Linked DNA regions of Homo sapiens: region 2 is linked to region 1. The links are chromatin loops, found by intact Hi-C in ENCODE. Cell type or tissue: natural killer cell. All regions are shown on one strand.

The links. Hi-C counts contacts between places; a loop is a spot of excess contacts. Peaks named below come from ENCODE experiments on the same cell type or tissue, not always from the same donor. Only the 100,000 strongest peaks of a DNase experiment are listed, where the experiment ranks them.
Region 2: a loop joins it to region 1, with 11 times the contacts of the local background. A loop is called at or near these places in 3 of 110 quality-filtered maps.

The regions. Positions count from the first base shown.
Region 1 is chr17:9,398,950-9,406,949 of GRCh38, reverse strand. The region is part of intron 6 of STX8 (syntaxin 8); the gene reads left to right. Among named protein-coding and RNA genes, the nearest start is that of STX8, 170 kb to the left of the region's middle. In natural killer cell, CTCF peaks have their summits at 3,938 and 4,137 (motif pointing left); a DNase peak (open chromatin) is centred at 4,159.
Region 2 is chr17:9,558,624-9,566,623 of GRCh38, reverse strand. All of the region lies in intron 2 of STX8 (syntaxin 8), which reads left to right. Among named protein-coding and RNA genes, the nearest start is that of STX8, 13 kb to the left of the region's middle. In natural killer cell, no CTCF peak of the experiment used is centred here; a DNase peak (open chromatin) is centred at 393; H3K27ac peaks cover 1,458 bases.

The DNA.
Region 1 (8,000 bases):
GCCCTCCTTGCCTCCAAGTCTTACCCCTCAGAACCAGTGCTTATGATTCTTTTAGTGGTTTATGGTAAAGTGTCTATAGTCCAATATACACTTGACCCGGGAGCTATGCAGCTCCACTTATACATGGATCTTTTTCAATAAACATATTGGAAAAATTTTTTGGAGATTTGTGACAATTTGAAAAAACTCTCAGATGAATTGTATAGTCTAGAAACACTGAAAATTTTTAAGAAAAAGTTAGCTACGTAAAAATGCTAAAAATATATGCAGATGCTCATCTATTTTATCATTTGCTACTATAAAATATACACAGATCTACTTGCAAAGTTAAAATTTATCAAAACAGATGCACACAAACACAGATCATGTATGGCATCCTTCACAGTGGACAGAAATGTAAACAAATGGAAAGATGCAGTATTAAATCATGCTGCACAAAATGAACTGTAGAGCATACTGTGATAATGTAGTAATTTCATAGTCACCTCCTGTTGCTATTGAGGCAAGCTCAGATGCTGTGAGTATCCACTTAAAATGCTGCTCTATGATGTTAATCATCTCTGCCTGAGCAGTTATCGCTCCAGTAAATTGTATACCACAGTACAAAAAAAGTGGCCCCTTGAACTTCTCTCTTATTTTTTGTGTTTAGTGCAATAATATAAACACTGAACAACACCATGGGACCCATACAATGTGATACTAGTGATTCACCCTGGAAATGCTCCCAAGAAGTAAAGTTATGACATTACAAGGAAAAGTTGAATTGCTTGCCATGTACTGCAGACTAAGGTCTGCAGCTACAATTGCCCACAATTTCAAGATAAATAAATCCATCATAAGGATAATTATAAGAAAAGGAAATACATGAAGCCGTCACTGCAGCTATGCCAGCAGGTGCAAAATCCTTGCACTTATACCTTTTAATCTCATATTGAAAATGCAGCTATTCTGTAGTGCAGGATTGCTATAAGAAAGGCATATCTATACACGCTAATGTGATCTGAGAAAAAGCAGTGTCATTCTATGACAACTTAAAGCAAAAGGAAAGTGAAGGATCTGATCTAAAGCTGGAGAATTTAATGCCAGTAACGGATGGTTTGATAATTTCAGAAAGAGGTTTTGTTTGAATCATGTCAAGATAGTAGGTGAAGCAACTTCCATCAACCAAGAGGCAGCAGACAAGTTCCAAGATGTCATTAAGAAAATTATCAAGGAGAAAGTATATCTGCCTGACAGATTTTCATTGCAAGTGAGTGACCAATTCTGGTGGGGGGAAAAGCCAAACATGACATTTACTAGTAAGGAAAAGAATCAAGCATCAGAATTTAAGGCAGGAAGGGTTAAGCTAACTCTACAGTTTTGTGCAAATGCATTTGGGCTTATGATCAGGACTGCCCTTATATCTAAAGCTGCTAACCTCCAAGCCTTGAAGCAAAAAGTTGCTCATCTTTTCGTTGTACAAGAAGGCCTAGAAAACAAGAGCCCCTTTTCCAGATCGATTTCATTGATGCTTTGTCCCTGAAGTCAGGGAGTACCTTACCAGTAGGGGACTGCCTTTTAAAGTTCTTTTGATACTGGACAATGCCCATGGCCATTCAGAACCCCAAAGGTTCAACACTGAAGGCATCAATGTGTTCTACTTGCTTCCAAACCCAAGGTCTCTAATTCAGACTCTAGATCAGGGGGTCACAAGGACCTTTAAGTCTCATTACACGTGGTACTCTACAGAAAGGATTGCCAATGCTATGGAAGAGAACCCCGATAGAACATCTTGAAAGTCTAGAATAATGACACCATTGAAGATGCTATTGTTATGACAGAAAAAGCTATGGAAGCCATCAAGCCCAAAACAATAATTTCCTGCTGGAGAAAACTGTGTCCAGATGTAGTACATGACTTCACAAGATTTACAACAGAGCCAAACAAAAAAATCATGAGAGAGACTGTGGAGAGGCCAAAAAAAAAAATTGGGGATGTGGGTGGAGGTTGAAGGGTTTCAAGATAGGGATCTTGGAGAAAATCAAGAGCTAACAGACACCACACCAGAGGAATTAACATAAGTTGACCTGATGGAGATGTCTGCTTCCAAACCAGTGCCAGACAACGAGGAAGAAGACATAAAAGCAGCAGTGCCAGAAAACAAACTGGCTAAACGATCTGGCAGAAGGGTTCCAGGGATTCAAGATGGCTTTTGACAGGCCAGGCGCAGTGGCTCACGCCTGTAATCCCAGCACTTTGGGAGGCCAAGGCAGGCAGATCACGAGGTCAGGAGATCGAAACCATCCTGGCCAACATGGTGAAACCCCATCTCTGCTGAAAATACAAAAATTAGCTGGGTGTGGTGGTGTGTGCCTGTAATCCCAGCCACTCGGGAGGCTGAGGCAGGAGAATCACTTGAACCTGGGAGTCAGAGGTTGCAGTGAGCTGAGATCACGCCACTGCACTCCAGCGTGGTGACAGAGCGAGACTCCATCCAAAAAAAAAAAGACTACTTTTGACTTCTTTTATGACATGGACCCTTCTGTGATAATGTGCACTGAAACTAAAGCAAACAGTGGAAGAAGGATTGGTATCATATAGAAACATTTTTAGAGAAATGAAAAAGCAAAGAAGTCAGGCAAATTACAGTGTATTTCCATAAAATTACACCAAGTGTGCCTCCCTTTCCTGCCTCCCCTTCTACCTTCTTCACTTCCTCCACCTCTGCCACCTGAGACAGCAAGACCAACCCCTTTTCTTCCTCCTCCTCAGCCTACTCAATGTGAAGATAACGAGGATGAAGACTTTTATTATGATCCACTTAATAAATTGGTAATATATTTTCTCTTCCTTATGATTTTCTGAATATTTCCTTTTCTCTAGCTTACTTTATTGTAAGAATATAATGTATAATACATATAACATATACAAAATATGTTAATTGACTGTTTATGTTATCAGTAAGGCTTTCAGTTAACAGTAGACGGTTAGTTAAGTTTTGGGGGAGTCAAAAGAGTTGTATGTGGGCCGGATGTGGTGGCTCACTCCCGTAATCCCAGCACTTTGGGAGGCCGAGGCGGGCAGATCATGAGGTCAGGAGTTCGAGACCAGCCTGGCCAACATGGTGAAACCCCGTCTCTACTAAAAATACAAAGAATTAGCCAGGCGTGGTTGCAGACTCCTGTACTCCCAGCTAGTCGGGAGGCTGAGGCAGGAGAATTGCTTGAACCCGGGAGGCAGAGGTTGCAGTGAGCCGAGATCGTGCCACTGGACTCCAGCCTGGGCGACAGAGCGAGACTCCATCTCAGGGGAAAAAATAAAAAAAAAAAAGTGATGTTCAACTTTGCTGGGTGTCGGCACCATAACCTCCAAGTTGTTTAAGGGTCAAATGTAGTTGAATGTCTATTTCTAAATAATATGCTGCTATTTCTTAAATGTTTTCAGTCTTCGACATCTGTTGACTTCCTCCTAAGGAAGATGTTAATCTAACTTGAAGTAAGTCTACACACACACACATTTCCTACTTATGCCATCGCACACACATGTCAGTGTTTTCAGTGTTGAATCAGTGTTTATTGTTCTATGATTATGTAAATGTCATTCACAACTGAGCCATGGTGTGTACTGCAATTAGATTTTATTTCTTTATGCCCTTTTCTCTAAAGTAATTGCTTCTGTTTAAAACTTTGCATAGTTGTCTTTATCGATACTTTCACCACCAGTCCCCCATACCTGTGATAGAATTGTGAAATTCCTCTCTAGATTGATATGGTGTTTGTAGGTAGCCTGTCAGTTTCGTCTTTTGATTGGAGACTCCTCCCTCCCCTGATTCCTTTATCTCCTTGGTCCAGTCTGGACAGACTCTTATGGAGTGTCCCTGTACCACCAAATCCCCTTATCCCTACAATGCCCTTTGTCTCTTTTGGATGTCAGTCCTCTATATGATGGGTTTGTGATGTTCATGTCAGGAGGGCTGTGGCGAGGCAGTCACCAGACCGAAGCTATGAATTCGTGAAGCTCTGCTCGTTGTCTGCTATGAGCTCACAGTTGGGATGGAGCACCCTTGGATATTCTCCGTATCCATAGTCACTGATACAGCCTGGCATTAGCAGGAAGAAGAAAAACACACAAGCACCCAGGATTCTGGAGCAACCCTTTCCTCTTGCATTTTCCCTCTATCGCCCTCTGCTGCGAAAGTTAAGTTTAGCATCATGCTCACTGCAAAGGAGGAATTCTTAGAGTTCAGCCAGTTAGTGCAGAGTAGGTATTGAAGGGTGAATTTGGAGCTGAGAGGTAATTAATTGTTAACTGACATAGAGGAATAAAATACAATGCAAAGTGTCGGTCTCTTGATACATTTTATAAAATTGGGACATTTTCAAGTCAGCAATTGTTTAATGAGTGGGACGCCCCTACCTCATTTTTGTTGCACTGTATTATGTGTAGTACTTTGTATTTGGATTTCTTCTCTATGCTTGGAAAGAAATGCAAGCAGCAGTGTTGGAATAAAATGAGATATATTAGTAAATGATTTAAAAATATATTAAAAAGGCTGGGTGCGGTGACTCACGCCTGTAATCCCAGCACTTTGGGAGGCCGAGGCGGGCAGATCACCTGAGATCAGGAGTTCGAGATCAGCCTGACCAACATGGAGAAACCCCGTCTCTACTAAAAATACAAAAAATTTGCCAGACATGGTGGTGCATGCCTGTAATTCCAGCTACTCAGGAGGCTGAGGCAGGAGAATCGCTTGAACTCAGGAGGCGGAGGTTGCAGTGAGCCGAGATCGTGCCATTGCACTCCAGCCTGGGGAACAAGAGCAAAACGCTGTCTAAAAACAAATAATAATAAATAAATAAATAAATAAATAAACAAAATACAAGGGCTATTGAAAACGTACATATAATCAGAAAATCAAAGATACATGGGCCAACTGTGGCTCTAAGAGACCTGCCTGTAAATCCCTGCCTCTGGAAATTGCTGGTACAGAGCTCTTCCCTTCACATCCCCCCTTTAGAAGGGTGAAACGCACCTAAAAAAATATGTCTGAAGTGTGAAGACTAGGTGGAAAATGGTAGATAACTTTTCCACAAAGGAGGAATGCTCTCTTGTAAAGTAGAGAAAACCTCTTCAAGTTACTTGTTTTTTTAAAACAAGAGTACATGGTTAACTTTGGCTTTCTAACTGACAGATGTCATGGAACTCAATCTGTCAGCATCTCAGTCTTACCCAACTATCTGGGCTTCGTCAGAGATCTCCTATAAGAAAGAGAAATATGGAGAAACCAAGGTGATGTTCCTATGGAATGAGAAGAATGCAGACTATATTTAGTCTGGAGTTAGACCTGAAATTTGAGACAGGAGAGGCATGAGCTTCTGAGTAAAGCATTCAGACTGAAATCCAGAGACCCGTCTTCTCCTGCCCTAGCACTTATTAGTGAGGTAACTTGGACAAGTTACGTAATCCATGTGGGCCTGTTTTGACATCTATAAAATATTCTAACAGCTCCCTGTATATTTTTCCGGATTGACAGGAGTATCAGATGAGACAATAAACAATTTGTAAAATGGTTAGAGTGCTTCAAAATTGTATTACCATCATCATAACTACTTTTAAAACTATTCATTTATATGAAATCGACTGAAAACAGAGTATAAGACCTAACTTAGAAATAACATAAGTTTATGAATTTCATAAAAAGCTAGTCTGTTTTGTTGAGATACAAGAGGAAGAACCCAGAAATAGCATTCTAGACTTTCTCAATCTCTAATTATTTTTAGATTTAAATACTTTGTTCTAACTATAAGAATTTGAAATTAGAATTTGCTCTAAATATTCAATAGCAGGGGCAGATATGGCAATGTAAGGCTGTGATCCTGTTAGCATTTCTGAGTCCAGAAGGAAAGGAAGTTTCTCAGGCTGACATATCCTAAGATCTGGATTTGAAATGTAGGCTATTTTTCAAAGAGAGCAGAGTTCTACTAGTTCGGGTCTAGATATTTCATGAGAGATTCTCTAGAAGCTGGAATGATAAAATAGAGATATAAAAACTGTACAGCATTTTCTATAATTGTGAGGGGGGAAACGTTAGCAAATGACCTTGGCTCACAGTTGGAGGTTGTATTCTGATCCAAGACTTGAAGTTAGATAATCCATGATTGTAACCAACAAGATACAACAGAGCAAAAGTAACCACTGTACATTTTTATAACAATTGAAATAACATAGTTTTACTTTAATAGCATTTAAATAATTCCACTGACTCGGCCGGGCGCGGGTGGCTCACGCCTGTAATCCCAGCACTTTGGGAGGCCAAGGCAGGCGGATCACCTGAAGTTGGAAGTTTGAGACCAGCCTGACCAACATGGTGAAACCCTGTCTCTACTAAAAATACAAAAATTAGCCAGGCGTGGTGGTGTGTGCCTGTAATACCAGCTACTCGGGAGGCTGAGGCAGGAGAATCGCTTGAACCTGGGAGGTGGAGGTTGCAGTGAGCCGAGATTGCACCATTGCACTCCAGCCTGCGTGACAGCGCGAGACTCCATCTCAAAAAAAAAAAAATAAATAAATAAGCCTGGTGCGGTGGCTCACACCTGTAACCCCAGCACTTTGGAGGCTGAGGCAGGCGGATCACAAGGTCAGGAGATCGAGACCATCCTGGCTAACACGGTGAATCCCGTCTCTATTAAAAATACAAAAAATTAGCTGAGCGTGGTGGCGGGCGCCTGTAGTCTCAGCTACTCGGCAGGCTGAGGCAGGAGAATGGCATGAACCCGGGAGGCGGAGCTTGCAGTTAGCCAAGATCGCGCCACTGCACTCCAGCCTGGGCGACAGAGTGAGACTCCGTCTCAAAAAAAAAAAAAATAATAACAACAAATTAAATAAATAAATAATTCCACTGCCTATGCAGAAGCCCCCAAGTTATTATAAAATGTATATATAACATACAGGCACACTCAACTGGATCATAAATTTGGCCTAATAAGCTACCATGTTCATTTTAGTAACTATTCATTAAATATTTACTTAATATTTTGGAAGACACTTATGGAGTAAACTTGAATGATCTCATCTTTCTTTCTTTCTTTCTTTTTTTTTTTTTTTTGAGACAGAGTCTCTCCCTGTTGCCCAGACTGGAGTGCAATGGCGTGATCTTGGCTCACTGCAACCTCTGCCTCCCGGGTTCAAGTGATTCTCCTGCCTCAGCCTCCCGAGTAGCTGGGATTACAGGCACGCACCGCCACACCCAGCTAATTTTTGTATTTTTAGTAGAGATGGGGTTTTGCCATGTTAGTCAGGCTGGTCTCGAACTCTTGACCTCAGGTGATCTGCCTGCCTCGGCCTCCCAAAGTACTGGGACTACAGGTGTGAGCCACCGCACCCGGCCGGATCTCATCTTTCGAACAAAGCAAAACAAAACAGGACAAACAGGGCAGGCTTGGGATGTTTGAGCTGACGCCCACTTTTTCTTTCTTCGACATTTCTTTCTGAATGTTGTGAGAAAGCTGCCAGAATCAGACAGGTTGCACTACAGACCCAGCTTTGCCACTCCTCAGCTCTGTCACTTTGCGCAAACCACTTAACCTTGTTGAGCTTCACCTTTAGTAACACTTGCCTCACATGCCAGCCTAAGGATGAATGGAAACAGTACCTTGCTCATAGGAGCCACTCGGGAATTGTTATGATCCCTTAGTATGTTCTCACTCTTCCATGTAAATAGGGATGCTGTGAGAATGGAAGAAATGGGCCTGCTGAGATTTTTTGGAACCTGAGGTTCATGTGGATATATATATAGTGGAAAAATCAGTTGGCGACATGCCTGAATCTATTGCTGCACCCTTTCCTGTTCCATTTATCATTTTCTCTGTCCGTATGTGAATACTGTACTGTCTTGATTACTGTAGCTTTTTTTTTTTTTTTTTGAGCTGGAGTCTCACTCTGTCACCCAGGCTGGAGTGCAGGGGTACCATCTTGGCTCACTGCAACCTCCACTTCCCAGGTTCAAGCGATTCTCATGCCTC
Region 2 (8,000 bases), 160 kb before region 1:
GTAGAGATGGGGTTTCGCCATGTTGGCCAGGCTTGTCTCGAACACCTGACCTCAGGTGATCCACCCACCTCGGCCTCCCGAAGTGCTGAGATTACAGGTGTGAGCCACCCCACCTGGCCACATGCATGTGTCTTTATGGAAGAATGATTTCTATTCCTTCGGGGATATACCCAATAACGGGATTGCTGAATCAAATAGTATTTCTGTTTTTAGTACGTTGAGGAATTGCCACACCGTCTTCCACAATGACTGAACTGATTTACACTCCCACTAACAGTGTATAAGTGTTCCTTTTGCTCTGCAACCTCCCGAGCATCTGTTATTTTTTGACTTTTTAGTAATAACCATGCTGAGTGGTGTGAGATGGTATCTCATTGTGGTTTCGATTTGCACCTCTCTAATGATCAGTGATGTTGAGCTTTTTTTCCTGTTTTTTTTGGCAGCATGCCTGTCTTCCTTTGAAAAGTGTCTATTCGTGTCCTTTGTCTGCTTTTTAATGGGGTGGATTTTTCTTGTAAATTTGCTTAAGTTCCTTATAGATACTGGCTATTAGATCTTTGTCAGATGGATAGCTTGCAAATATTTTCTCACAATGTGTAGGTTGTTTGTTCACTCTGTGGATAGTTTCCTTTTCTGTGCAGAAGCTCTTTAGTTGATTAGATCCTATTTGTCAATTTTTGCTTTTGTTGCAATTGCTTTTGATGTCTTTGTCCTGAAATCTTTGCCTGTTCTTATGTCCAGAATAGTATTGCCTAGGTTGTCTTCCAGGGTTTTTATAGATTTAGGTTTTACAGTTAAGTCTTTAATCCATCTGAAGTTAATTTTTGCATGTGGTGTAAGGAAGGAGTTCAATTTCTATCTTCTGCACGTGGTAGCCAGTTATCCCAGCACCACTTATTGAATAGGGAATCCTTCCCCCATTGCTTGTTTTTGTCAGCTTTGTCAAAGCTCGGATAGTTGTACGTGTGGCCTTATTTCTGGGTACTCTATTTTTTTTTTTTTTTTTTTTTTGAGACGGTGTTTCTTCTCACCTAGGCTGGAGTGCAGTGACATGATCTCAGCTCACTGCAACCTCTCCCTTCTGGCTTCAAGTGATTCTTGCATCTCAGCTACCCGAGTAGCTGGGATTACAGGTGTGTGCCACCATGCCCAGCTAATTTTTGTATTTTTATTAGAGAGAGGGTTTCGCCATGTTGGCCAGGCTGGTCTCGAAATCCTGACCTCAAGTGATCTGCCCGCCTCGGCCTCCCAAAGTGCTGGGATTATAGGCGTGAGCCACTGTGCCTGGTCAACTGAGTTCTCTATTCTGTTCCATTGGTCTATGTCTGTTTTGGTTACTGTAGCCCTGTAGTATAGTTTGAAGTTGGGTAGCATGATGTTTCCAGCTATGTTATTTTTATTTTATTATTTCTTTTTGAGACAGAGTCTTGCTCTGTCGCCCATGCTGGAGTGCAGTGGCACGATCCTGGCTCACTGCAACCTCTGCCTCTCGGGTTCAAGTGATTCCCGTGCCTCAGCCTCCCAGGTAGCTGGGATTACAGGCATGAGCCACCACTTCCAGCTAATTTTTGTAGTTTTAGTAGAGATGGGCTCTTGTCATGTTGGCCAGGTTGATCTCGAACTCCTGACCTCAGATGATCCTCCCGCCTTGGCTTCCCAAAGTCCTGGGATTACAGGCATGAGCCACTGCGCCCGGCCCAGCTTTGTTCTTTTTGCTTAGGATTGCCTTGGCTATTTGGGCTCTTTTTTGGTTCCATATGAATTTTAAAATACTTTTTTCTAGTTCTGTGAAGAATGTCAATGGTAGTTTAATAGGAATGGCATTGAATCTATAAATTGCTTTGGGCAGTATGGCCATTTTAACGATATTGCTTCTTGCTGTCCATGAGCATGGAATGTTTTTCCATTTGTTTGTGTCATCTCTGATTTCTTTGAGCAGTGTTTTGTAGTTCTTCTTGTAGAGATCTTTACCTCATGGTTAGCTGTCTTCCTAGGTATTTTATTTTCTGTTGGCAATTGTAAATAGGAGTGCATTCCTGATTTGGCCCTTGGCTTGACTGTTGGTGTACAGGAATGTTAGTGATGTTTTGCACTTTGATTTTGTATCCTGAGACTTTGCTGAAGTTGTTTATAAGCTTAATGAGCTTTTGGACTGGGAGTATGAGATTTCCTAGATATAGGATCATGTTGTCTGCAAACAGGAATAGTTTGATTTCCTCTCTTCCTATTTGGATGCCTTTTCTTTTCCTTCCTTCCTTCCTCTCTCTCTTTCTTTTCTTTCTTTTCCTTCCTTTCTCTCTTTCTCTCCCTTCCCTTTCCTTTTTCCTTTCCTTTCTCACCTCTTTTCTCCTCTCCTCTCCTCTTTTTCTCCTGCCTAACTGCCCTGGTCAGGACTTCCAATACTATGTTGAATAGGAGTGGTAGCAGAGGGCATCCTTGTCTTGTGCCAGTTTTCAAGTGGAATGCTGCCAGATTTTGCCCATTCAGTATGATGTTGGCTGTGGGTTTGTCATAGATGGCTCTTATTATTTTGAGGTATGTTCCTTGAATACCTAGTTTATTGAGTGTTTTTAACGTGAAGTGGTGTTGAATTTTATCAAAAGCCTTTCCTGCTTCTATTGAGATAATCATGTAAGTTTTGTCTTATTTCAGTTTGTGTGATGAAACACATTTTTTGTTTTGCATATGTTGAACCAACCTTGCATCCCAGGGATAAAGCCTACTTGATCGTGGTGGATAAGCTTTTTGATGTGCTGCTGGATTCGGTTTGCCAGTATTTTTTTGAGGACTTTTGCAATAATTGATTCTTTTTTTTTCTGTCTTATGTTATCCTTTGTTTCTGTTTTTATTCATTTTCAGGAGTTGCTTTTTCCAACTTTTTAATTTAATTTTAAATAAGTAAAACATTTACATTGTTCAGAAGTCAAAATTATATAAAAGTGACACTCAAAGTCTTGTTCCCATTCCTCTCTTTTCTACCTTTTCTTAACCTACTTCTTCTAAATAACCATTTTCATTAATTTCTGGTTTATTCTTCCTGTGTTACTTTATGCAGAAATAAGCCTCTATGCGTGTGTATGTGTGTGTCTCTGTGTGTCTGTGTGTTATGTTTTTCCTTTTATATAAAAGATACTCTTTCGGGCCAGGCGCGGTGACTCACGCCTGTAATCCCAGCACTTTGGGAGGCCTAGGCGGGTGGATCACCTGAGGTCAGGAGTTTGGGACAAGCCTGGCCAACATGGTGAAACCCCGTCTCTACTAAAAATACAAAACATTAGCCGGGTGTGGTGGCGAGCACCTGTAATCCCAGCTACTCGGGAGGCTGAGGCAGGAGAATCACTTGAACTCAGGAGGCGGAGGTTACAGCGAGCCGAGATCGTGCCACTGCACTCCATCCTGGGTGACAAGAATGAAACTCTGTCTCAATAAATAAATAAATAAATAAATAAATAAATAAATAAATAAATAAATGGATGAATGAATGAATGACAGATACTCTTTTGTATCTTGGTCTTTTCACTTAATAATATAGAAACCTCTACATTTCATTTCATATTCCTTGTTCTTCTTTAGCGCTGTATGGGTACTCTATTGCGTAGATGTAACATTCTTTATTTAACCTGTCTCCTAAGGAAAGGCAGTTAAATTGCTTCCAGTCTTGAGTTGTGAATAACACCGCAGTAAATAACCTTGTCCTTTAAAAAAATTATGTGCATAGGTGTCTTTTAAAGGTGAGTTCTCAGAACCAGGGCATATGTAATTTTTTTTTTAACCTGATGTGAAATCCCCCCTCAAAGGGGTTGTCACTCTTGCCACCCCACCAGCAATGTGTGAGCACTTCTGTTTCTTCACAGCCTGGCCAACAGAGGGTGTGTGAATCTTCTGAATTTTTGTTAACCTCATAAGTGAGAAATGGTGTTTCAGTGTCGTTTTAAATTTGTATTTCTCATATAATGAGTCAAGTGGAGTGTGTTTTCATATGCTTAAGGGCCATATATATATATATATATTTTTTTTTTTTTCTGTGAACTGTCTTGTCTTTTGCCCATTTTTCTACTGGATTATTAGCCTTTTTAGTCTTGATCTTTTAAGAGCTCCTCACGTATTATGGAGATTAGCTCCTCGTGATAAATTGTAGTTATTTCCTTTCCTTTATCATTTGACATTTGACTTGCTTGTGGTAGTTTTGTCGTGTGAAAGTTTTTTTTTTTTTTTCCTGAGACGGAGTCTCGCTCTGTCGCCCAGGCTGGAGTGCGGTGGCGCGATCTCGGCTCACTTCAAGCTCCGCCTCCCGGGTTCACGCCATTCTCCTGCCTCAGCCTCCCAAGTAGCTGGGGCTACAGGCGCCCGCCACCATGCCCGGCTAATTTTTTTTTGTATTTTTAGTAGAGACGGGGTTTCACCGTATTAGCCAGGATGATCTCGATCTCCTGACCTTGTGATCCGCCTGCCTCAGCCTCCCAAAGTGCTGGGATTACAGGCGTGAGCCACTGCGCCCGGCCGAAAGTTTTTTTTTTTTTAAATGAAGTTGGCTGTCAATCTAATTGCTTCCATATATTTAGTCATATCTAAGTTTTTGCTGTTTGCAGGTTATAAAAAATTTATTCCTGCTTTCTTCTATTAAATATATGGTTTCATCTTTTACACGAAGGGCTGCTATCTATTTAACTAGTGTCATCTTCTTGGACAGTTAGATTCTTTCTAATTACAAATGATTTTTCAGTATAGCCAAATTATTGCCCATGTTGAAATAAATTCTTCAATGTAGACTTTCTGGATTTGGGTTGTATAACATTTTAAGCCTTTTGAACACATATATTGCAGAATGACATTTCTACACCAATTTTGATTATCTTTTAAAAAAATCTCTACTAGGTAAAAATACTATGTTACAGTAGTTTAATATGCATTTTTTATTAAGTCTTGAATATCTATTCTTTTTTTTTTTTTTTTTTTTTTGGCCAGATGGAGTTTTGCTTTTGTTGCCTAGGCTGGAGTGCAATGGCACAATCTCGGCTCACTGCAACCTCCGAGCCTCCCAGGTTCAAGCGATTCTCCTGCCACAGCGTCCCAAGTAGCTGGGATTACAGGCACCCGCCACCACGCCTGGCTAATTATTGTATTTTTAGTAGAGATGAGGTTTCACCATGTTGGCTAGGCTGGTCTCAAACTCTTGGTCTCAAGAGATCCTCCTGCCTTGGCCTCCCAAAGTGCTGGGATTACAAGCGTGACCCACCGTGCTCAGCCTTGTTTCTTAATTTCAAAGTTTTCTTTTTATATATGTTAACTATATTAAGCTTTGATCTGGTATATTTAGTATAAATGCTTTCTCTATTAACTTGATTTTGTAAGTGACATTGTAAAACATGTACCGGTTTTTAAATTTTATTTGAAATTATCAGCATGTTTGTTGGTGATCTTTTCTAACGGGGGAGGGGATATCATGCTTAAAAAGGCCTTTTACATGCAGAGGTTTTATAAATACTTAATTATGTAAATTTTCCTTAAGCTTTTTTTCTGTTATTTTGTTTTGTGTGTGTAAATCTTTGAAATACTTGGTGTTTACTTTGGTGTGTCATAGCTATCTAATTTTATTTTTTCCCCATTTGTTAAATTATGAATTTCTTTCCCTCATATGAAATAGTTCATATTTAATTCACTGGATTTTTATACAGCTACATTGTTTCTGGGCCATTTGTTATGTTGCACTACTGAAGCTGTTGGTGATTGCCAGCATCAGCTATTGTAGTTTTTTGTAATCACTTTATATCTGATTAAGGCCCCTATGAACATTATACATATTCATGGTTTTTATTTTCCTTCATTTATCCTTCTGTCAGAGTAATTTTCTAAAACTTCATTTAAAAAAAAAAAAACCAAACTGTGCTGTGCCTTAATTATCACCTCTTCTGCAATAAAAGAATTCCAAATGGAATTTCAAGTAGACATGTATGTTTATAGATTTAAATTGGGGAAAACTTACATTTTCACAATATTGAGCGTTTCCTTTTGTTTCTTCAGCAGTATTTATTGCACAGTTAACTATGTGCCAGGCACTGTGCTAGATATTTTTTAGATTTTGTTGGTATTGTTAATGAAGTTTTAAAATAACAATTTAAAAAACTCTCCCTAGGTATTACTTAAATTTAGGAATGCCCTTGATTTTTTTTCACTTTATGACTAATGACCATATTGAATTCTTCTACCGTTTTTTTTTTTTTTTTTTGAGATGGAGTCTTGCTCTGTCGCCCAGGCTGGAATACAGTGGCATCATCTTTGCTCACTGCAACCTCCGCTTCCTGGGTTCAAGCCATTCTCCTGCCTCAGCCTCCCCAGTAACTGAGATTACAGGTGCGCACCACCATGCCCAGCTAATTTTTGTATTTTTAGTAGTGACAGGGTTTCACCATGTTGGCCAGGCTGGTTTTGAACTCCTGACCTCGTGATTCTCCCACCTCTGCCTCCCAAAGTGCTGTGATTACAGGTGTGAGCCACCACACCTGGCCTCTACTGTTTTTAATAGTCTTTCAGCCCGGCCTCTACTGTTTTTAATAATCTTTCAGTCTGGGCGCGGTGGCTCATGCCTGTAATCCCAGCATTTTGGGAGGCTGAGGTGGGTGGATCACCTGAGGTCAGGAGTTCGAGACCAGCCTGACCAATATGGTGAAACTCTGTCTCTACTAAAAATACAAAAATTAGCTGGGCATGGTGGTGGGTGCCTGTAGTCCCAGCTACTCAGGAGGCTGAGGCAGGAGACTCGCTTAAAACGGGAGGCGGAGGTTGTAGTGAGCTGAGATCACTCCATTGCACTCCAGCCTGGGCAACAGAGCAAGACTCTGTCTCAAAAAAAAAAAAAAAAAAAATATATATATATATATATATATATATAAAATAATAATAATCTTTCAGTTGATTCTCTTAACTCTTCCAAGTAGACTATTATCAATCTGCAAATAATAATAATCTCATCTTTCCTTGTAGTCCTTGTATTTTTCTTTAATTTTTCTTATTGTATTGGTTAGAACTTCTAGAGCAAAGTTAAATAATATTGTAGTTAAGGCAGTAGTGTTCTATTCTTAGTTTTTCTTTCTTTTTTGTGTTTCTTTTGTTTATAATTTCCCCTGTACTGTACTAATCATATGTTTATTCTGTTTTTAATTATTAACACCATGAGCTTTATTACTAGATTTTTCTAACATCAAACTGTTCTTAAATTACTAGAATAATTTCTACTTGTTGATAGTATATGGTCCTTTTTAATGTAATTCTGAATTTGCTTTGCTAATATTTTTTGAAAAGATTTTTACATTTATAATTCCTAAGTAAGATTGACATGTGGTTATCTCTGTCAGTGCTTGTTACCCAGGTTATGGTAGCTTAAAATGTGAATTAGGCTTTCCATCTTTTTTTGTGCTCTAGAAAGTGTCTTTAATTATGATAATGACATTTTTTCCTGATTACAAAAGTGATCATTTTCTTATAAAATATTAGAAAATCCCACTACTTAGATAGAACCATGGTGCTTTCATGGTTTCAATGTTTGTATTTAGTTCCTGGGTTGTTTTTTCTCTGTTTGGGTGATATTTTATTTTATGACTTGATGTTTTTTTCATAAGCTGTGATGGATATCTTTCTATGTGAACAAATAGAGATTTGAGCCATAATTTTTAATGGCTACATACTCCGTCTTTCATCTCCCAAATGCTTTTGTCTTTGATTTTGTGGACTCCTCTTCGTAGGCCTGGTGTGTGTGGCGCCTTTTTGTTTGCTTGTTTTGCCCTTTTATCTTTTTTTTTTTTTTGAGACGGAGTCTCGCTCTGTCGCCCAGGCTGGAGTGCAGTGGCGCGATCTCGGCTCACTGCAAGCTCCGCCTCCAGGGTTCACGCCGTTCTCCTGCCTCAGCCTCCCGCGTAGCTGGGACTACAGGCGCCCGCCACCGCGCCCAGCTAATTTTTTGTATTTTTAGTAGAGACGGGGTTTCACCGTCGTCTGGATCTCCT